Regions from separate parts of the Homo sapiens genome. Here region 1 is linked to region 2. Evidence: read pairs that join two places in POLR2A ChIA-PET (ENCODE). Cell type or tissue: GM12878. All regions are shown on one strand. Links, peaks and the distances in the headings refer to the core of each region. The heading gives the core; the rest is flanking DNA.

Region 1 (11,202 bases), core at 4,840-8,839, 180 kb before region 2:
CTACCATCAAAAACACTGAAAAAAAGTGTTGTCAAGGATTGTGGAAAAATGGGAACCTTTGTGTACTGTCAGTAGGAATGTAAAATGGTACAGCTAGATAGAAAATAGAAAGCAGGATCTCAAAGACATTGCTGCACACCCATGTTCATAGCAGCACTACTCACGATACCCAAGAAGTGGAAGCAACCCATGTCCAATCAAAAGATGAATGGATAAACAAAATGTGGTACACACGTACTATGGAATATTATTCAGCCTTAAAAAGGAAGGAAACACTGAAACATGACACAATATGGGTGAACCTTGAAGACGTTATGTTGAGGGAAATAAGTCAGACACAAAATGACAAATACTATATGATTCCAGTTCTGTGAGGTATCTAGAGTAGTGAAACTTACAGAGACAGAAAGTAGAATAGTGGTTGCTGGGGCCTAGGGGCAGAGGGGAATTAGAAAGTTGTTTAATGGGTGTAAAGTTACAGTTTGACAAAACGAAAACATTCTGGAGATTAGCTGCACAACAACAGGAATACACTTAACACTACCGACTTAGAAATGGCTAAGAGGTAGCCAGGCAGGGTGGCAGCCTCCAGAGGCTGAGGCAAGTGAACCTGGGAGGCGGAGGTTGCACCACTGCACTCCAGCCTGGGTGACAGAGTGAGACGCTGTCTCAAAAAAGGACAGGACAAGACAGGACAGGAAAGGAAAAGAAAAGGCTAAGATGGTACATTTTATGTCGTGTGTTTTTTAACCACAATTACAATTTTGAAAAAAAATGGCTAAAATGTTTGCATATGTACAGAGCTAACAATTTTGGTCCTTGACTTTTCTTGATCTATGAAAAGTCAGAGAAACATCTGCTCTTTAACTTAAAACTTTCAACTACCTGGATAGCTGGGTAACTAGAAGGGTTGAACTTCCTCAAGGAAAGTTACTCTATACAAGGACGGGCAGCAGTGACTACCCTGTTAAATATTATAAGGTAAAAAAATCAAGACTACTTTGTGATTAGTAAAATCAATATGAAATTCAAATATCAGTGTCCATAGTAAGGTTTTAAAGAACACAGTCATCCCACTTGTTAGCATATTGTCTATGGCTGCACTTTACCACACAAACACAAGCACCTGTCGTAGTTGTGACAACTCTTTTAAAACAGTTTAGGCCAGGTGTGGTGGCTCACACTTGTAATCCCAGCACTTTGGGAAGCCAAGACTGGTGGATTGCTTGAGCTCAGGAATTCAAAAACAGTCTGAGTAACATGGTGAAACCCATCTCTACAAAAAATATAAAAATTAGCCAGGCAAGGTGAGAGGACTGCTTGAGGCTTGGAGGTCAAGGCTGCAATGAGCTGAGATCATGCCACTGTACTCCAGGCTGGGTGACAGAGTGAGACCCTGTTTCAAAAAAAAAAAAGTTTGCTGACTCATGCTCTATATCTTATCCCAAATAAGGAATTAGATGCAGAGCAGAAATAAAACGAAGTAAATTCAAAAAAGAATATCAACAAATTAAAATGTTGATTCAATGAAGTGATTTTTTAAAAAATAAAAAGCCATAGCCTTTTCTGTGGCTTTTTATTTTATTTCTACCCCCAAGCCATCTACATATACACCCAGGCACATGCACATATGCCTTGTTTAATATCTTTAGTATCCGGAATAAGCCTCAGTTTTAAGATAAACTTTCAGCCAGGCGCAGTGGCTCACGTCTGTAATCCTAACACTTTGGGAGGCTAACGTGGGCGGATTGCCTGAGCTCAGGAGTTCGCGACCAACCTGGGCAACATGGTGAAACCCCGTCTCTACTAAAATACAAAAAATTAGCCGGGTGTGGCAGCGTGTGCCTGTAGTCCCAGCTACTCGGGAGGCTGAGGCAGGAGAAATGCTTGAACCCAGGAGGTGAAGGTTGCAGTGAGCTGAGATCGCGCCACTGCACTACAGCCTGGGTGACAGAGTGAGACTCTGTCTCAAAAAAAAATAAAATAAAATAAAAAAGTAAAAAATAAAAAAAAAACTTTCATTAGTTATTAAGCTCTTTGAGCACTCTTAATAAACAGGATTTATACAACTATTCAGTTATACAGCTTTGTCTTCTCAAATAACTGGACTGAAAGTTATTTTTACTTCATACAAATTTAGAAAAGGCATCCTATAAAAGTTAAATTATACAATAAAATTATTGAGAACTAATGATAAAAAGTTTGCATCACTTTTATCACTTTCTTAAAAGCAAGCTCAAGGGGGTAGAGATAGGGGTTGTAATTTATCGTGTGAGCTTTCAAAGATAACTAAAATGTTTGCTTATATCAAGAAGTTTTAGACAGTGTTCTAACTGGCCATGTACACATTTGTTTTAGCCAGTTAACTTATTAACATAAAATTTAAGGAAGAAGAGAATTTGCTAAATACTAATATACTTACAACGACATATTTAATATATTTATTTTGGCTTTATAATAGCAAATAGAGAGTAGAGAACTACTATAAATTGGTCCTAGCACAGAGGCTCCCATACCAAGGTATACTTATCTAAAAAATACTGCAAACCTTCAAATTTCAGATGGCAGCATTTGGAGGACAGTACGAAATAACGTAATCCCTCTTAAAAATCCCAATCATTTTTTTCTCAAGCTAGAGAAGAAAATTAGTCCAAAGAAATTTAAGTAATCTTAACATAAAAACTATCACACTCCTTGTAGTTTGTAAATACTATAGTAAGCCTTGGCAGTAATGAGCAGGAGTAACAAGTCCAAGATGAGATTTAAGACTGTTTTAATTTTTAAAACAAGTCACAAATAGAAACAGTAATAAACACGTGGAAAACTGCTTAATCTCTTGGTAATCAAATATATGTAGTAAGTAAAATAACATGTAATACCACCCCTACTTAACAAGCCAAACACTTCCTAAAAATACTAAGAGCAGTAATGTTTCCATTAAACTGGTTCATATGTATGTTGCTAGTGGCACTCTAAAGTTACAACTCGTACAATACAGTAACATCCACAAAGACATTCATATTTTTTTACTAAATAATCAATAAATTGAAACAGTAACTACAATACATAAGATGAAATTTTCCAAAGGCATAAAGGGTGTTATACAGTATGAGCAACTCTAAAAGTCTGTTTCGAAAGCTAAAACTTTTTTATATTAAACTACTGCTCAAAGGGTTATAATTTAAAAGAAGCAAAGTGACTAAGACGTGTATCACATTTTTACTTACAGGACAAAGAATTGAGTACAGAGCTGAGAAAATACCCAGCATTAAAGGAATAGGATATATATATACACACACATATTATATATAATGTTATTTCACGAAGAGCTGTCTTTTAAAAATATATTGTAATGCTCTGACGATTTTATTTGAATCCAAACTTAACTTACATTGGTACTAGCCGGTTGCCAAAAAAACTTAAAATAACAGTAATCTGGCTGGGCATGGTGGCTCACGCCTGTAATCCCAGCACTTTGGGAGGCAGGGGCGGGCAGATCTCCAGAGGTCAGGGGTTTGAGACCAGCCTGGACGACAAGGCGAAACCCTGTCTTTACTAAAGATTCAAAAATTAGCTGGGCATGGTGGCACACGAGTCCCAGCTAACTCGGGAGGCTGAGGCAGGAGAATCGCTTGAATCTGGGAGGCAGAGGTTGCAGTGAACCGAGATCCCACCACTGCACTCCAGCCTGGGCAACAGAGTGAGACTCTGTCTCAAAAACAAACAAACAAACAACAACAACAACAACAAAAACCGGTTATCTTCAAGGCATCAAAGGCAAAAATAGTTCTGCTTCCAATTAAACCTACAATTCCAGATGGCTAACTGCTCCACAAGTTGGTCCTATTCAAACTCTGTATATAACCCAGTGGTCCCCAACCTTTTTGGCACCAGTGGCCAGTTTCATGGAAGACAATTTTTCCATGGACCAGGGGTGGGGTGGGGTGGGGTGGGGTGGAGTGGAGATGGTTTCAGATGAAACTGTTACACCTCAAATCATCAGGCATTAGTTAGATTCTCATAAGGAGCAAGCGACCTAGATCCCTCGCATGTGCAGTTCACAACAGGGTCCACGCTCCTCTGAGAATCTAATGCCACGGATGATCTCACAGGAGGTGGAGCTCAGGCGGGAATGCTCACTGGCCTGCTGCTCACCTCCCGCTGTGTGGCTCATTCCTCACAGGATAGCGACCAGTACAGGTATGCAGCCCTGGTGTTGTGGACCCGATATAACCAATTGATAATTTAAACAAAAGGAAGATAAAGAGAGTGAGAGAAGAAGAGCGTGGTTAAGAGGAGAAAAAGATTCAGATTCACCCAAAATTTCAAAGCCAATTAAAGAATTAAAAATAAAAGCAAACAAGGACTTTCTCCTTCCAGTAATGGTGATCAGGTCATCAAACCAATCTTCTGGCTGAAGAAACTTGAAAAGTTGAACTAAGTTTAAAAAACGAAAACTCTACTTCTAGAGATCAGGCAGTAAAGAAATGGGGCCAGAATTCACTAAGTTCCCAGAAGTGAGTCTGGTATACCAGGTTTCTTCTCCCCTACAGGCATCTGCTGATTTAAGTAGTGACTGTGAGGCTGGAAAGCTAAGCAAAACATCTGAAAGCCTCACTGGGTTAGCCAGACAAAAATGAGACCCTGAGCCTCCCCCAAACTCTGGGTTGGGATCTCAACCTCAGAGCAAAAGAATTACAATTAAAGCCCAGATTCAAATAATCTCAATCCTTAAAAGTGAATTAAGAAAAGCAGATTTATAGGGCCCCTATGTTTCTGTCAAAATTAAATGTAAATTTTATGTCATGGAAGACTACCATTATTCTAGGCCTCAAATTATTTCTACAGTTTTTCACATCAAATGTCTCATACACAATAAAAATTAACCAGAAATCCAAGAAAATAACGCAAATAAAATGCAAATGAAACATGGAACAAGACCCAAAGGTATCTAGATAATTAAGTTATCAGACACAGACTCTCGAATAAGTATGCTGAGTAGTTAACACTGAGAACTTTAGCAGAAAACCTGAAACTAAAGAGAATAAAATTGAAATTCTAGAACCAAAAAGTAAAATAAACTAAATTAAAGAACTCAGTGTATGAGTCTGATGGCATATTAGACACAGCCTAAGAGAATTAATGAAATGGAAGATTGGTCAGAAAAATATATCTTTAAAAATGCACACAGGAATAAAAAGATAAAACATACAAAAAAGGATGTAAGAAACATAGGGCAAATTTAAGAATGTTTAATACATGTATAACTGGAGTACCAGGAGGAAAGAAGATGACAAGACAGAAGCACTATCCGAAGTGATATAGTCTGAGAATTTTCCAAAACTGACGAACGAGCTCATCAGTCCTGTGCAACAGAACTTTCTATTCTATTGATAGAATGATGGAAATGTTCTCCATCTGCCAATAGAGTAACTAATAGAAACATTTGTCTACTGAGAACTTAAAATGTGAGGAATTGAATTTTTAACTTTTTAAATGTTAATTGGTATCAACAGTTACATGCAGCTAGTGGCTGGCACTGGGCAGTGCAGTCCTACGTCACAGTTATAAGAAGTCCTATAAACACCAAGCTGAACAAATAAAAGATCACACCTAGACATATCACAGTAAAACTGCTGAAAACCAAATATAAACACCCCCACTCCAACAAAAACAAAAAGTGACCAGAGATCTACAAGCTAGATTACAGTCAAAGGAGCAACAGTAAGACTGATAGTTGACTTCTCAACAGAAACTCTGGAAACCAGGTCTCAAGGGCACTGTGCATAGCTGCAACATGACAAATGAAAAAAACTGCCAACCAAGATTTCTGTATCCAGCTCCCTCCCCCCAAAAAAATCCCTTCAAGAATAAAAATGAAAAAAAAGCATTATCAGATAAGCAAAAAAGAATTCCTCAACAGATAGGCCCAAATAGAGAAAAAAAAGAGTATTTTCAGAGAGAAAATCAACCCAGCTAGAAGCCTGGAAATGCACTAAAGATTGAAGAAAAAAACTGAGTATATAAACAAATTTAAATGTATAATTACTGAATAAAACACTAATGGTAATATCTTGTGGGGAGTTAAAATATCAGAGAACTAAACTATCTGGCAATAGTATGTAATTCTGGAGAGGGAAATGTACAGTTAATGTTTTCTAATGTTGCTGCACTGACCAGAAAGAGAAAAAAGTGCTAACTTATATCACACTTTAACACAGAAAGGAGGCATATTGTAATCTCTAGGATAAATATTAAAAACAAATTTAAAAAAAGATGGTCTAACTATTAAGCCAAGTTGGGGGGTGGGGGGTATTTGGAACAAAAAATAATAATAATCCCAAAAGCAGCAGAAAAGGAGAATAAGAGAAAGTTCAAACAGGATAAACAGAAATCATTTATTAGGAATATCAATTTAAACATATCAGCAAGTATATTAAATGTAAATGTACTACATGTTCCAATTAAAGAACAAACATGGTCAAACTAGTTTATTTAAACTAGTATATGCAACTTAAAAGATATGGCTAAAACGCGAAAGCTGAAAGAATGGAAAAAGCTGTAGCATGCAAACACCAAATGAAAGTTAGTGTATCTGCCTTAACACTAGATTAAAAACACTACAAGGTAAAATGCAATACTGAGATAAAGAGGGACACGTCACAATAATAAAAAGTTTGATTCACCAGGTAGATTTAAAAAAACCTTGACTTGTCAGCACTTTAACATAATCAAAATATATAAAACAAAAACTGACAAATTAAACAGAGAGACAAATGTTATAATCATTTGGGGATATTTTAACAAACCTTTGTCTGAATAGGAGCAAACAAATGCAAAAGCAGTAAAAATCTGAAACAGAAACAAACTTGATAGAACATATTACACCACATCTAACAACTGTAGTCTATAAATATTTTGTTGTTGTACACAAGGAATGTTTACCCAAAAAGACCATATGTTGAACCATAAAGCAAGTCTCAAATTTCCAAGAACTTAAGTCTTAGGGATTTAAATCTTACTAGAATGGAGTCAAATCAGAAATCAGGGCTGAGCATGGTGGCTCACACCTGTAATCCCAGCTACTCCGGAGGGATTCGCTTGAACCCAGAATCACTTGAACTCAGAGACAGAAGTTGCATTGAGCCAAGATCATGCCACTACTCCAGCCTGCGCGACAAATCGAGACTCCGTCTCTCAATAAATGAATGACTGAATGAAGGAATGAATGAATGAATGCACGAATGGACAAAGGGGTCAGTAGTGACAAACTTTACTGAAAGTAAGGAAATGATATCAAATGGTAAATGAATAGACAAGTAAGGTTAGTACAAAAACTATAAAATGTATTTTCCTTATCTCAGTTTCATCAAAAGATACATTTGGGAGGCCAAGGTGGGAGGATCACTTGAGGTCAGGAATTCAAGACCAGCCCAGTCAACACAGTGAAACCCCATCTCTACTAAAATACAAAAAGTTAGCTGGGTGTGGTGGCACATGCCTGTAATCCCCACCTACTCGGGAGGCTGAGGCATGAGAATTGTTTGAACCCAGGAGGCAGAGGTTGCAGTGAGCCAAGATCACACCACTGCACTCCAGACTGGGCAGAAGAGTGGGACTCTATCTCCAAAAAAAAAAAAAAAAAAAAAAAAAAAAAAAAAAAAAAAAAAAAAAAAAAAAAGGTGGGGGAGGTGGAATAGTAGAGCTATACAGGACTAAAGTTTCTATATATTGCAAGAATTAATGTAGCTATGAAGTAGACTCTGATAAGCTAAGATATATAAATGTAAACCCTACAGTAATCACTAGTAATTCAAATATAGTTTTAAAATGATTAAAGAAATTAAAATGTTACACTGGGAAATACTCATGTAATGCAAAAGACAGCAGTAGAGGAGGGAAAGAGGACAAAAGAGAAATGAGACCTATAGAAAACAAAACAAAGTGGCAGACAAATTTAACCCTATCAGTAACACTAAATGTGAATGGATTAAATAATACACTCAAGAGGCAGAAATTACCAGATTGGGTTTTAAAAGAATAAGATCCAATTAAACGCTGTCTACTTAAGACATATTTTAGATTCAAAAATACAAACGGGACAGGATAAGAGTAAATGGATGGGAAAAAACATACCATGCAAAAGAGCTGGCATGAATATACTAGTATCAGACAAACTTTTAAAAACTGGTGTTTTGAGAGGTCAAGAGAAACATTTTAAAACAATTAAGGGTCAATTTATTAGGAAGATATAAGAATTCTAATCACTTGCACTTTATGACAGAGCCCCAAATTACATGAAGCAAAACTGACAGAATTAAAGGGAGAAATAGACAAGCCAAGAACAATAGTTGGAAGAATTAAATGGCCCACTTTCAATAATGAATAGAACTAGGCAGAAGATCAATAAGGAAACAGAAAACAAACACTATAATCAACTAGATGGAAAAGACAGCTAGAGAACGTTCTGCCCAACAACACAATACACATTTTTCTAAAAAAGCACACATGGAACATTCTCCAGGATAGATGATCTATGCTAGACCATAAAACCAGCATCAACAAACTGAAAAGGATAAAAAGGATACAAAGTACGTTCTCTGATCACAATAGAATTAAATTAGAACTCAGTAACAGAAAAAAAATCGAGAAATTCACAAATATGCAGAAATTAACATATTCCTAAATAAATAATGGGTCAAATGAAATAAAAAGAAAAATTAGAAAATACTTGAGATGAATAAAAACAAAAAGGCAACATATCAAAACTTATGGAATGAACTAAATCAGTGCTTAGAGGGAAATTTACAGCTATAATGCCTATATTAAAAACAGAAAATATGGGAAAACATTTTTATGAACTTGAGATAAGAAAAGGCTTCTTAAATACCATAAAGAGAAGACAAAAGCAGGCCACAGAATAGGGGGAAAAAGTTTTAATAAAAAATAAGACTTCTCATCCAAAATACAAAAAGAATGCCTTCAAGTATGGTTTTTAAAAGACAAACACAACAGACAAATGAACAAAAGATTTGAACAAGCACTTCACAAAGGATAACGAAAAGGCCAATAAACTTTATGAAAAAGTGGTAAACATCCTTAGTCATCAGGGAAATGAAAAATTAAAACCACACAGATACCATCTTACAGCCAGGCACGGTGGCTCACACCTATAATCCCAGCACTTTAGGAAGCCAAGATGGGCAGATCACTTGAGGCCAGGAGTTCGAGACCAGCCTGGCCAACATGGTGAAACCCGTCTCTAACAAAAACACAAAAATTAGCCAGGCGTGGAGATGCACGCATGTAGTCCTAGCTACTGGAAAGGCTGAGGCAGGAGAATCGTTTGAATCCAAGAGGCAGAGGTTGCAGTGAGCCGAGATCGCACCACTGCGACAGAGCAAGACACAGACTACAAACAAACAAAAAAAGGCCGGGCACAGTGGTTCACACCTGTAATCCCAGCACTTTGGGAGGCCAAGGCGGGTGGATCACGAGGTCAGGAGTTCGAGGCCAGCCTGGTCAACATGGTGAAACCCTGTCTCTACTAAAAATACAAAAATTAGCTGGGCATGGTGGCGGGCACCTGTAATCCCGGCTACTCGGGAGGCTGAGGCAGGAGAATCATTTGAACCCGGGAAGCGGAGGCTGCAGTGAGCCGAGATTGTGCCATAGCACTCCAGACTGGGCAACAGGGTGAGACTCTGTCTCAAAAAAAAAAAAACAAAAAACAAATATAATGTATGAAGAGACAGGTATAAACATGTTCATAATACCATTATTAATATTTTGTCAAGTGGAAACAATCCAAATGTCAATCAACAAAGTATAAAATGTAGTACATTCACACAAAGTAATATTATAGTGCAATTAAAATTACAGTTTCAGAAAATAATGTGGATGAATCTTACAAATAATATGTGGGGCAAAAATATCTAGATACAAAATATATAATGCGTGGATCCATTTATATCAAACTCAAAAACAGGCATAACTAAATCAGAATAATGGTTACTTTGGGGAGCATGGAGAAGGTAGTGACTGATGGGGAAGGAGAGTGTTTGAAGTGCTGGCAATATTCTATTTCTTGTCTCAGTGGTCGTTACACAGGTCAGAGTTTATAATAACTTACTGAGCACTACTTTGTGTGCCTTTTCAGTATGTGTTATGCTTCAATATGAAAGATAAAATATATAAAATTTAGAAATAAAATCAGTTGAATCACACTAAAATTAGAGTACTTGAACTTCAGAAAGCAGTAACTTTTAAAGACTTATACTCATTAAAGTATCATAAAGAGCCAGTCATACTGAAGTGTGCCTGAAGTCCTAGCTATTTAGGAGGCAGAGGTGGGAAGATCACTTGAGCCCAGGAGTTCCAGGCTGCAGTGAGCTATGATTGCGCCACTATACTCCAGCCGGGACAACAGAGTGAGACTCTGTAAGAATGTGATTCTTTTGTAGTTCTTAAGTGTGATGACTGGGTGCTCACACACAAGAGGTGCCTCTCTCAAACCTTGTTATGACATCAGCATATGACCCATCTGATAAGAAAATAAATAAAATATAAAGAACAACTGGTATTGAATTCAATAAAAGCATAAAACTTTATACAATGGAAAATATTCAAATATATAAAAGAAAAAATATGACGGTGGAAATAGTTTCATCAAATGTAACAAGAATTAACATCACTACCATATATTCTCATGTCTAAGATACAGACGTCAAGAAAAATTGGCTTTGGGCTCTTGATAAAAATATTAAGTTCAATCTCACTACCAATCAAGACATATCAACTGAAACAAGATACCATTTTAACAGCAGTTAAACTGGAGGAAAACTGTGTAACTCCCTTCTGTAGGGAGTACTTTGTTCACAACCTCTGTGGCAGAAATACAATTTCCTTCCTTCCCACTTCTCCTTTTTAGAAAACTTTATTTCACAGCACTGGAAACAGTTGCTCAATGATCCACAAGAGAACAATGCTACTGTGATTCCTGAATTTCCGGTTTCTACCTCAGTAGGCCTCCTTAAGGCCTAACTGGGGTCTAAGGGATACCCAGCTCTATAACCTTCTACTACTAATAAATCTGTTTTGCTTAAGTTAATTTCTAGCAACCAAATGACCAATGAATATAACACCTTGATATAGCTTATCTCAGAAGCTGAAAACTGGCAATTCGGGTTGTTTTATCTAACC
Region 2 (11,202 bases), core at 4,512-8,511:
GCGCCTCTCAAATCCCCAACCATATTCCAAGAAACCGTATTCCAAGAAATGCTCAACATTTCATGCCTGAATTGGTATTAATGTGGCATTAATGTACATACAATGTTTTAAATAACGATGTTTTCACTCATATTTTATTATGGACACCTCCTGATTTCACATATTTTACATTACCCTAGAGCTGAATCCTTTTGAAGACATTTTAAGGGTTTTTTTTCCCCACTGCAGTACAGAATGCTTTTTTTCTTTAAGCGAGGAGTATGCAAGTGAGAGTGCTCTGCGAGGAGGGATGCCAAGTGGAAGGCTGAAGCCTGAGGGGGTGGGGCGAGTGCAGAACTAGGCAGAAGCAGAATGCTGAAAAGAACTGATTGAAAGCTTTTTGCTTTGTCATTCCTCTCAGTTCCTTTCCTTCTCTTCTTTTCCAATTTGTAATTGTGGACAAGTGTAACCTACTTATTTGCTAGAATGATTGGATCTAGAATGAGCCATAACCTTGAAGGTCGTCTGAAACAAACTCCTCTCCACTGCTATCGTTTTCTGCTTGACTCAGAAAGCTCTTTCTTCCCTGGTGCCTTTCCCAGCAGCATTTGGGCCCATCCATTACAAGAGCAGCAAGTAGAGGTTTTGGAATCAGAGAGTTCTGGGTCCGAGTTGTGACTCTGCTACTTACTAGATGTGGTATCCTGAGCAAGTTACCCAACATCTCTTCTGTAAATGGTTATCATCAAAATGAATTCCTAGGAGTTTGAGGATTAAATAATGTGTATAGTATACACAAAATCTAGCATTCAGAGCTAAATTAAGAGTAGCTAAGCAGTTCAATAGGAACTAGGACCCATGCTTCCTGTTTGACTCTGAGGCAACACTTTTTTCCATGGAAAGATACTGTCTTTCTTACAATGTCTCATAAAACCTTTGAAAAAGTCACTGTTGCTGGAATACTGTGTGTACTGCCTTGTAGATTAATAACAATACCTCACATATATTTAATGCTCTAGAATTGACAATGCACTTTCACAAGCGGGGAAAATACCCACGCCAACACTAAGTCTCCTGATGACTAACAGAGGCAGGAAGCAGGAGGAGCAGAGGCTTTGAAAGAGGTCGATTAGTGATGCAAATGTGAAGTTATCTGCACTTGTGAGGAGCATAACAAACATCAAAACCAATTAGAAGTAACAATGTGTGATCTATTCAGGCTTCAGGACTTTGATGAGTTGGAAGTTTTGGGGTTTAACAATCCAGATGGTTCTGATAGCTTTAAGTTTTGCCTCCAAGAGGGCAGCTATCTGCATATGGGTGAATTTTCACGTACAAGCTAGAGTACAGCAACGACTTAGAATCACACACGGGTAGAAACCGGGACGTGTTCACAATTTGTAGACAAAGCATATGGAATCGAGAGAGGCAAAGCAAATAAGTTCTCAGAAGTCAATGTTAAATGGGTGTTTCAATACAGGCAAATGTGTCATACCGAATGCAAAACTTTTAATAATAGAAACTGTTATCTTGACTTTCTCACAACCTTCGGAAACAGTTCCTCATGTGTGAGAATTTTTACATTTGGACGATGCTCAAAAGTGAATTTTTAGAAATGGAGAAAAAAATGAAGGGTGCATTTAAACAATATATTCCATTGTTTCTGTACTGTAAGAAGATGAAAGAATATACCTTTTACTCCTGGAAAGAAAATGGTCCTTTTGAAATTCAGCTCTCTCAGAAGATGAATTTTTAAATATCAAACTCTGCCTAACCAACTGGTCCTAGCTTTATGGATGTGAGGGGTAAATTAGAATTTCATGCAGTTATCAAATATTTTAAACTAATACCCAAGCAGTTACATTTGCAACGCTTCATGATTTCTTAACATCTATAGACAAAATTCCAAATAGGTCTTTCCCTTTTCTTTCTGTGCCAAAATCTACATTTCTATCTAGCAGCAAACCCCGAGAAGGAAGTTGTTGTAGGTAGGTTAAGAGACAGAAAGACTGACCAGGCAAGCAGAAGACACTGGTGGAAATGGCCCTGCTGCGCAGCCATGTGGAATAGGAAGGCTATGCTGGACAGAGCCCAAAAGAGACCAGTTTGTGTCTCACAGTCCAAATTTGGTTGATGTATTTTTGAAGCTTCTAAAGGTTAACTCACATGCTGTAATACATTATAGAAAGACACGAAGCCGAATTTTACTGTGCCAGTCAAGAGGCTGGCTTGAATCCGCTATTTAGAACTGAGAGAGACAGTACAATTTACATGTGTGAGAATGTGAGAATAATTTTACCTTCTGTTGTTTTTGAAACCACCTTGGGCCATGATTTTTAAACGGAGACACAAGGAGATCTGCTGGGGTTCCCATAGCAACATTAACTTATCTAAACTGCCCTTGCTGTATGTAATACTTTCATGACTAGTTTGGCTTTTTAATGTACACTTTAATTATGAAATACAACTGAGTTAAGAGTCTTGGGCAAATTTTAATGTTTATATTTACTGACTTATGCATGTTTAAACAGAAAGCTTGATAATTGTACTTTTGAGGACTTGCCATCAAGGCAAGTTTGTGCAAAAACCTTTATGTGGTCTTCCTTGCCACTGATCTCTGACCTCACTCCATTCCATTCTATAGACAACTCCTCAACCTCTCTCAATACATTTATAAGACACCATATCTCAAACTGATCTCAGATGGCTCCAGTTCAGAGACTAGAAGTCATACACCTGCTAGTCTAGGTTATCTACAAGCTGACCCCCTTCCCATCTTTTCTACCTATCCCTCATCATTAATGTCCCACACCACACTTGTCTTCTCACCATCTGCTGAGAATGTACATTCAAGAACTAGCCTGAGACCTACCTCCCCCAAGAAACCTGATTCTTCTCCATTCTTTTTCAGAGCTAATCTCTCTCTCTCTCTCTGGAAATACTATTACTACTGCTACCACTGCTATATGATGTGTTGGCTGTGACTGGACAGCATCCCTCCCCTGGTGTTTTTTGACAGCAGTGTCTTGATTTTCCTTTGAAGAACTTTCTTCCATTCCAGGAAGTGAAATTTCCTTCCACTCCAGGTTGGAGTGCAGTGGTGCGATCTCAGCTCACTGCAACCTCTGCCTCCCAGGCTCAAAAGATCCTCCCAGCTCAGCCTCCTGAGTAGCTGGGACAACAGGTGCGTGCCACCATCACTGGCTAATTTTTGTATTTTTGGTAGAGATAGGGTTTTTCCCATGTTGCCCATTCTGGTGGCATCATCAATTAAGCTGCCCTGCCCCAGCCTGTTAAGAGATGAACCAATGACTAAAGCTGGACCAATGATATTCTTCTAGAAATTGGATTTTAAGTGAATTCAGAAAGAAAAAACAGTTGGAACTTAATTATTCCAATGATGGTTCTTTCAAGAGAGTATTTATTTATTCTAGGTTCTGTGGTTCATAATCAAAGTCTGCTAGCTGGTAAGTTCCCTATTTGAGTGTTTGTATATTGTCTTAGATCATGATTTACAGGTTTGGGATATGCACATTTTGTTTTGCCAGCTGTACTCTATTTATGCTCCCTGAAGAGCATAAACAAGGCTGGGTCTTTATTGTTCATATTATTCCACTGAATTTAGCACTCAATATGTAAGTAGTCAATAAATATTATGTAATGAGTATGAGACTAATCTTAAAAACTTCATTTCTACAAAATGTGATTTGCAAGCCAACTTATGTCCTTTTTGAAGCAAGGGAGTAAATAAATTTTTTTTTTTTTTTTTGATACGCAGTCTAACAACTGTCACCCAGGCTGGAGGGCAGTGGTGTCATCTCGGCTCACTGCAACCTCTGCCTCCCGGGTTCAAGTGATTCTCCTGCCTCAGCCTCCCGAGTAGCTGGGATTACAGGTGCCCACCACCACGCCTGGCTAATTTTTTTTGTATTTTTAGTAGAGACAGGGTTTCACAGTGTTGGTCAGGCTGGTCTTGAACTCCTGACCTCATGATCCGCCTCCTCGGCCTCCCAAAGTGCTGGGATTACGGGCTTGAGCGACTGCGCCCGGCCCTCGAGGGGATAAATACATTTTTAACTGCCACAATTTAAGAATTCTCTTGGGTATGACAGTTGTCTTAAACAGAGCTTACCACTGATACCAGAAAGGGTCTGGATCCAGACGCCAAGAGAGGATTCTTGGATCTTGTGCAAGAAAGAATTGAGTCCATACAGCAAAGTGAAAACAAGTTTAAGTAAAGAATAGGCTGGGCGCGGTGGCTCACACCTGTAATCCCAGCACTTTGGGAGGCCGAGGCGGGCGGATCACAAGGTCAGGAGATTGAGACCATCCTGGCTAACATGGTGAAACCCCGTCTCTACTAAAAATACAAAAAAAAAAAAAATTAGCTGGGCATGGTGGTGGGTGCTTGTAGTCCCAGCTACTCAGGAGGCTGAAGCAAGAGAATGGCGTGAACCCGGGAGGTGGAGCTGGCAGTGAGCTGAGATCACGCCACTGCACTCCAGCCTGGGTGCCAGAGCAAGACTCCATCTCAAAAAAAAAAAAAAAAAAAAAGTAAAACATAAAGAATGGCTACTCCATAGGCAGAGCAGCCCCAAGGGCTACTGGTTGCCCATTTTTAAGGTTATTTCTTGATTATATGCTACACAAGGGGTGGATTATTCAGGCCTCCCCTTTGTAGACCATATGGGTAACTTCCTGATGTTGCCATGGCATTTGTAAACTATCATGGCACTGGTGGGAGTGTAGCAGTGAGGACAGCCAGAGGACACTCTCATTGCCATCTTGGTTTTGGTGGCATTTGGCCGGCTTCTTCACTGCAACCTGTTTTATCAGCAAGGTCTGTATGACCTGTATCTTGTACTGACTTCCTATCTCATCCTGTGACTAAGAATGTCTTAACCTCCTGGGATTGCAGCCTAGTAGGTCTCAGCTTCATTTTACACAGTCCCTATTCAAGATGAAGTTGCTCTGGTTCAAAAGCCCTTGATACAAGAGCTTGTCAGCTTACATACCTTTTTTTTTTTTTTTTTTTTTTTTGGAGACAAGGTCTCACCATGTCACCCAGTTTGGAGCGCAGTGGTACAATCTCAGCTCACTGCAACCTCCGCCTCCGAGGCTCAAGCGATCCTCCCACCTCAGTCTCCTGAGTAGCTGGGACCACAGGTGTGTGCCACCATGCCTGGCTAATTTTTGTATTCTTGGGAGAGACAGGGTTTTGCCATGTTGTCCAGGCTGGTCTTGAACTCCTGAGCTCAACCGATCTGCCTGCCTCAGCCCCCCAAAGTGCTGGGATTACAGGTGCGAGCCATTGCACCTGGCCTAACAACTTGTATATCTAAGAATAGCCTGAAAATAATGTCAGCATGGGCTGTACTTCCCCAATTTTAGGAAAGGAAAGAGGAACTAAAATTCTATTTCAGATATGAGCCTCTGAATTTCAAAAAAAAATTGGGAGAAAATAGACAACAACAAGACAAAAAATAATACACTTTGACCTTGGGCTTGTTGTAGCTTTCCCTGGAAATAAGGTGTGCTTTCTCTCTGCAATCAGATGACAATGGGAAGAGTCTGACTGTGTTTGGGAACTGGTTTACTAAGCCTAAACAAATAAACAATTTTTTTTACTTGCAAAAAATGTCAAGTTACATTTTCTCAAAATTACTTGACATAATACTAACTTAATTGAATGCTTATAAAAATCAAGGAACAAGCAAAATGGTTAGATGTAATAAATTCAAACAAGCTTGAGCATATCAAGTTTTCAAAGCACAGAAAAAGGCATACTGTGCTGAACCACTTACATGTGCTTAAAATGCACAAAGGAGCTCACCTATGACAAAACGGCAGGAAATACAAATTCTCTTCTTTTTTTCTCATTGTCTTTTGAGAAACAATAGACTTACAGTAGTCCTTGAATAGCACAGTCCTCTGGCTTTGTACCTTAACATGTTACAAAGTTCAGTCTTGTGAAAGGAGTGTAGATACCATATTGGAGCTATTCTGAGTCTGGTGCAATGGTTTCTGGAATTTGCCTTGAATCCACACTCGGTGCATTTTCACTTGTTTTTTCCTATTAACTTGTAAGCGGCGATCAACCAGATTTTGCTTTTCATCTAAACTGGCTTTGCAGAACATACTGTGGACTTCCCCTGTGAGACAAAAATGGCAATAAAAGATATGACATGTGACTAGAGATGGGGGAGGTCAGGAGTAGAACACTGATGGAATAACTGACCATCTAAATTTCATTTATACAAGAAACACTCTCTAGAACAATTTGGTGAAGGAAACCTGTGAAACCAAGCGAGTTTCTTCTATTTCACAAAAATACACCATGCATATAAAAATACACCTGTTTACAGACTAACACGGCAGACATCAACAGATATATAAAACTATTGGTTGCAGCTTTCAATATTTTGAAAGGTGCTCCCTTTCTGAGTTTTTGTTGGTTTACAGAAACCCAAAACGGCAGATTATAAAAGTACTCACATAAATTTGGGGAAATCCTTGAATGCAGCATTCACTTGGTACTGTTAGAAATGCATTTTTAAAAATGTGAAATTGGTTGGGCATGGTGGCTCACGCCTGTAATCCCAGCACTTTTGGAGGCTGAAGCAGGCAAATCACCTGAGGTCAGGAGTTCAAGACCAGCCTGGCCAGGGTGAATCACTTGAGGTCAGGAGTTTGAGACCAGCCTGGTCAAATGGTGAAACCCCTTCTCTAATAAAAATACAAAAATTACCTAGGCGTGGAGGTAGGTAATCTCAGCTACTTGGGAGGCTGTAATCCCAGCTACTTGGGAGGCTGAGGTGGGAGAATCGTTTGAACCGGCGAGGTGGAGATGGCAGTGAGCTGAGATTGTGCCACTGCACTCCAGCCTAGGCAACAGAGTGAGACTCTGTCTCAAAAAAAAAAAAAAAAAAAAGAGAAATCAGCTAGAGATAAGTAATTTTCCTTCTTTCTATTTTGAAAATGTATTGTTTTTTTAGACATAAGATTCACTCTGCTGCCCAGGCTGGAGCACAGTGGTCCAATCATAGCTCACTGTAGCCTCATCTGCCCCAGCTCAAGTGATCCTTCCACCTTAGCCTCCCAAGTAGCTAGGACTACAGGTATGCACCACCAGACCAGCTAATTAAAAAAAAATTGTTTTGTAGAGACAGAGTCTCATTTTGTTTTCTAGGCTGGTCTCAAATTCCTGGCTTCAAGCAATCTTCTCACCTTCATCTCCCAAAGTGATGGGATTACAGGTGAGCACCCCTGTGACAGGCCAAGATAAGTAATTTTCTATAAACTTATCAAATGTCCTCCTTTGGCTGTGGCTATCATCAATTTTTTTCATATCTAGGCTAACAATATCTCCAAAATGGAACAGCCTTCACCTTCATCTGGGTATGAGGGTAAAACAAGAGACTTTAAAGCAGTTTAACTGGAAAAAGATTAAACAGTAAACGGCCATTTTCAACCTTTTATGTAGACCAGTAATAAGCATCAAAGTATGAAGACATCTAATGCTTAATCAATGACTGAAGCCTCAGTTTCATAGCTTCTGAGCTATAATCAATGAGATAATAACTAACAAGAACGATTATGACCAATTATTTCCTTTTGTAGATTAGCATACCTTTTGTAAAGAAATATGCTCTGGTACCATCTCCTCGAACATAAAAATTTTCAGATAAACAATGTCCTGAAAAAAATTGTGAAAAGAGAAACTCTTAAGGGTATTCCTTTAAAAAAAAACAACTAAATACTTTGATGTGAAATATAAACAAGGCATTCTTTAGAACATTTAAAAATAACCTCAAACTGAATATACTATTACCCTTTTTAAAACGAAGCTGAGTCTTATCATATCTTCCATAGTCTCGAAATAACAGCATTCCCCCAGGTTTCAGTAACTTGGACAGTCGGTTTACAACACCTTGCATCCTTTGGAAACAAAGTATTAAAAAGATACCCAGTTTGTAGAAATCTTGTTTTATATGCTGGATTTAACTTTGTTGAAGACAAAATAAGAAAAGCTTGATAAGGCCAAAGAAATCTAAACCATAAACATAAGGGTAACAAAAATAAAAATATTTTGTAAAGAAGAAAAAACCAAAACCAACTTGCTAAATGACTAGATTCAAAAGTCCTAGAGTATCAAGAAATCACCCAAATGATCAGAGTGGTAACTTCACAGAGCTTGACGTATGATGTCAAAGCTAAACTTCAAAACCACAGATGTTTCCTGGTACTTACAGAAAATTAAGGTAGTTCTGAGATAGACAACAATGGAGTGTGCTTCATTTTCCTTGCAAGATAAAAAATATGCCAAAGCCATCCCAAGTTGTACATATCTAAAGAGGGAATATCTTTCCTCCAAAACGAGCTCATTCTCCTTTTCTTTATTTAGTTCGGAGGTACCACCATTTACCTCATGAAAGAGAAATTATTTTTCTTCCACTGTCCTCTCCATGTGGCCATAAAATTCTATGTCCTCTTTAATTTTTATTTTTAATGACATCTTTGATATTTCCTGTCTTTTTTGTTTCCCATTTGTACTCCCTTAGTACCAACCCCTATCTCCTTAGGCCTGGAAACAAATCTGCTTCCTAACACGCTGTATTATTCTCCCTGTCAATCCTTCCTGCATGTTATCGATGAATAATTCTGCTTAAAATGATAATTTTGTCAAATCATCTCCTTGCTCAAAAACTTTCATGATTTTAATCCATAGGATAAAATTTCAATTTCTTAGTTGAGCTCTTAAGATCTCCTACTACTGACCCCAATTAATCTTACCAACAGCTTTCCAATCTGAAGCAGCTCCCCTAGCCAAACTGTCATGCTTGGCCCTGAGCAGCCTCTGCCTTTGCTCACATGGTTTTTCCTCAAAGAATTCTCTCCTCCTTACTGTCTGCCTATTTAAATTTTATTCACATTCCAAGCCCTAGTTCAACAGCAGGGAGCCTTTGCTTTTCTCCTTTACTGTTTATTCTACTTATTTGGCTTCCAGTCAAATACAATCCCTTATAGCTGCTCTTGATTTAGTGTTTTTGGCTAAGTGTTCATGGCTTTATGTGTGATTATGGGCCAGGGATGGCATAGATTTCAGATCTCATATTAATTCTGAGTGACAGCATCGGCTGCCTACAGAGCTCTGAGAAGGACTCATAAAGCTCATTGCGAGTTACCGAGTACAAAATCGATTATCAATGTCTGCCATGGGCAGAGAATGGTAAATGGCAGCTTGTGTGCTAAGTCCTTGTCTCTGCCTTATCTAAGCTACTTAAAGCTGCTGAGGTTTTCTTATTTGAAAAAAATGAAAAGTTTGAATCAGATAATCTGTAAATTCCTTTCAATTAAAACACTGTTCAGTGGAATAGTAAGGTAAAACTCAGATTATGTCATGTTATGAAGGAAGCAGATACTGAGAAAATGAAAGCAACTATAAAACAAGAAAGAAGTAGGACAAAAGGAGGTGGCATGATTAGGTGAAAAGTCCTTTTAAAAAAACTAGCACATAAGGACATAAAAGAAAAAAGAAACGTATTTTTTGTTTATTTTATTACAGGTTATTTTCATACTGTGCTTATATCATAGGCTTTGCGAATGAAAGAAAATCATATCTAAACCTTAAAATATTCACTTTCAATATAAATATTTTACGTACATAGCAAAATCTTTCTGTAATTATTAGTAAAACAAGTATGAAACTAAAATGCAGAAAAATAAACAATCGAACACTTTAAAATGTAGCCACCTCCTCCTGCAAATTCTTTCCTCTCAGCTATCCTTTAATGTCTGGGGTTGAGGATAAAGGCAAGGAACGGGAGCTACTTTTCTTGCTCATCTCATCTTGGTTCATAGTGCAGTTCCCGAGCCAATTCCTGAGAACTGCAGGTGGGAGTGGGCTGGGGGTGAGATGGACAAGACAGGAATGGTATGAAGCCCCTTTTCTTTCTTCATCCTACTTGGGCCAACTCTGCTGTCTTCACTTATCTCTGGATAGAGGGAGAGGAGAAGGAAGAGATAAAAAATGTATTGACTGCCTGCTTTATGCTTGGCTCTGTAATATTTTGTATTTTCATTTCAGTGACAAGAAGGACAATTCGCTCTTCTTTTGTAGCCACCTACAATTTATTCCCATTTAAGCTGGGTCCTCCAGACTCAAGGTCTAGCCAAATTGCTTGCCATTTGCTTATGCCTGAATTTTCCAAGCTACCAAGATGCTACTTTTCTAGAACTTTTCTGGGGTTGAATCTACTACTATAGTCCTAAGTGACACTATAGACATTGCCTTGGTTTTAGTTTTTTCTTTTTTTGAGACAGGGTCTTACTCACTGTCACCCAGGCTAGAGTACAGTGGCGTGATCTTGGGTCACTGCAACCTCCGTCTCCTGGGTTCCAGTGATTCTCCTGCCTCAGCCTCCAGAGTAGCTGGGATTACAGGCATGCAGTACCACGCCCAGCTAATTTTTGTATTTTTATCATTTATTTATTTTTTTGAGACGGAGTCTCTGTCTTGCCCAGGCTGGAGTGCAGTGGCATGATCTCCACACACTGCAGCCTCTGCCTTCCAGTTTTAAGCAATTCTCCTGTCTCAGCCTCCCAAGTAGCTGGGACTACAGGTGTGTGCCACCACAGCCAGGTGATTTTGTATTTTTGGTAGAGATGGGGTTTCACCATGTTGGCCAGGCTGGTCTTGAACTCCTGACCTCAGGTGATCCACCCGCCTTGGCATCCCAAAGTGCTGGGATTATAGGCGTGAGCCACAGCGCCCAGCCTTTTATTTTTTTTTTGAGACAAGGTCTTGCTTTGTCGCCCAGGCTGGAGTGCAGTGGTGCAATCTCGGCACACTGCAACCTCTGCCTCCTGAGTTCAAACGACTCTCCTGCCTCAGCCTCCCAAGGAGCTGGGATTATAGGCGCCCACCACCATGCCTGGCTACAGGAGGCAGAGGTTTCACAGTAGAAACGAGGTTTCACCATGTTGACCAGGCTGGTCTGGAACTCCTGACCTCAGGTGATCCACCCACCTCGGCTTCCCAAAGTGCTGGGATTACAGGTGTGAACCACTGCACCTGGCCTTTCTCTTCTCTATAACATTCAATTCAAATCATGAGAAAATACATTATCTGAACTAATTTCAAATAGTCTTTTTGTGGTTATATGTAGAATTTAGATGTTTCTTGTTATGGGTGTCAATGGGGAATCTTGTTCTCTATCCACC

Evidence for each region. ChIA-PET counts read pairs that join two places held together with the same protein. Peaks named below come from ENCODE experiments on the same cell type or tissue, not always from the same donor. Only the 100,000 strongest peaks of a DNase experiment are listed, where the experiment ranks them.
Region 1: POLR2A ChIA-PET joins it to region 2 with 10 read pairs; 6 of 35 experiments call an interaction of 5 or more read pairs at or near these places.

The regions. Positions count from the first base shown.
Region 1 is chr2:171,135,879-171,147,080 of GRCh38, forward strand. All of the region lies in intron 1 of TLK1 (tousled like kinase 1), which reads right to left. It overlaps LOC124906092, which reads right to left and starts at 7,627. Exons shown (of 1, transcript XM_047446755.1): 1 at 1-7,627. It also overlaps the pseudogene LOC124906168. In GM12878, for the core only: no CTCF peak of the experiment used is centred there; no DNase peak of the experiment used is centred there; H3K4me3 peaks cover 345 bases.
Region 2 is chr2:171,318,232-171,329,433 of GRCh38, forward strand. METTL8 (methyltransferase 8, tRNA N3-cytidine) reads right to left here. Exons shown (of 10, transcript NM_001321154.2): 8 at 7,811-7,917; 9 at 7,610-7,675; 10 at 1-6,131. The coding sequence ends at 5,941. Among named protein-coding and RNA genes, the nearest start is that of METTL8, 110 kb to the right of the region's middle. RefSeq lists silencers at 129-331, 5,748-6,042 and enhancers at 341-440, 919-1,741, 1,887-1,936, 6,124-6,223, 8,055-8,104 and 1 more. In GM12878, for the core only: no CTCF peak of the experiment used is centred there; DNase peaks (open chromatin) are centred at 6,114 and 8,175; H3K4me3 peaks cover 2,531 bases; H3K27ac peaks cover 4,000 bases.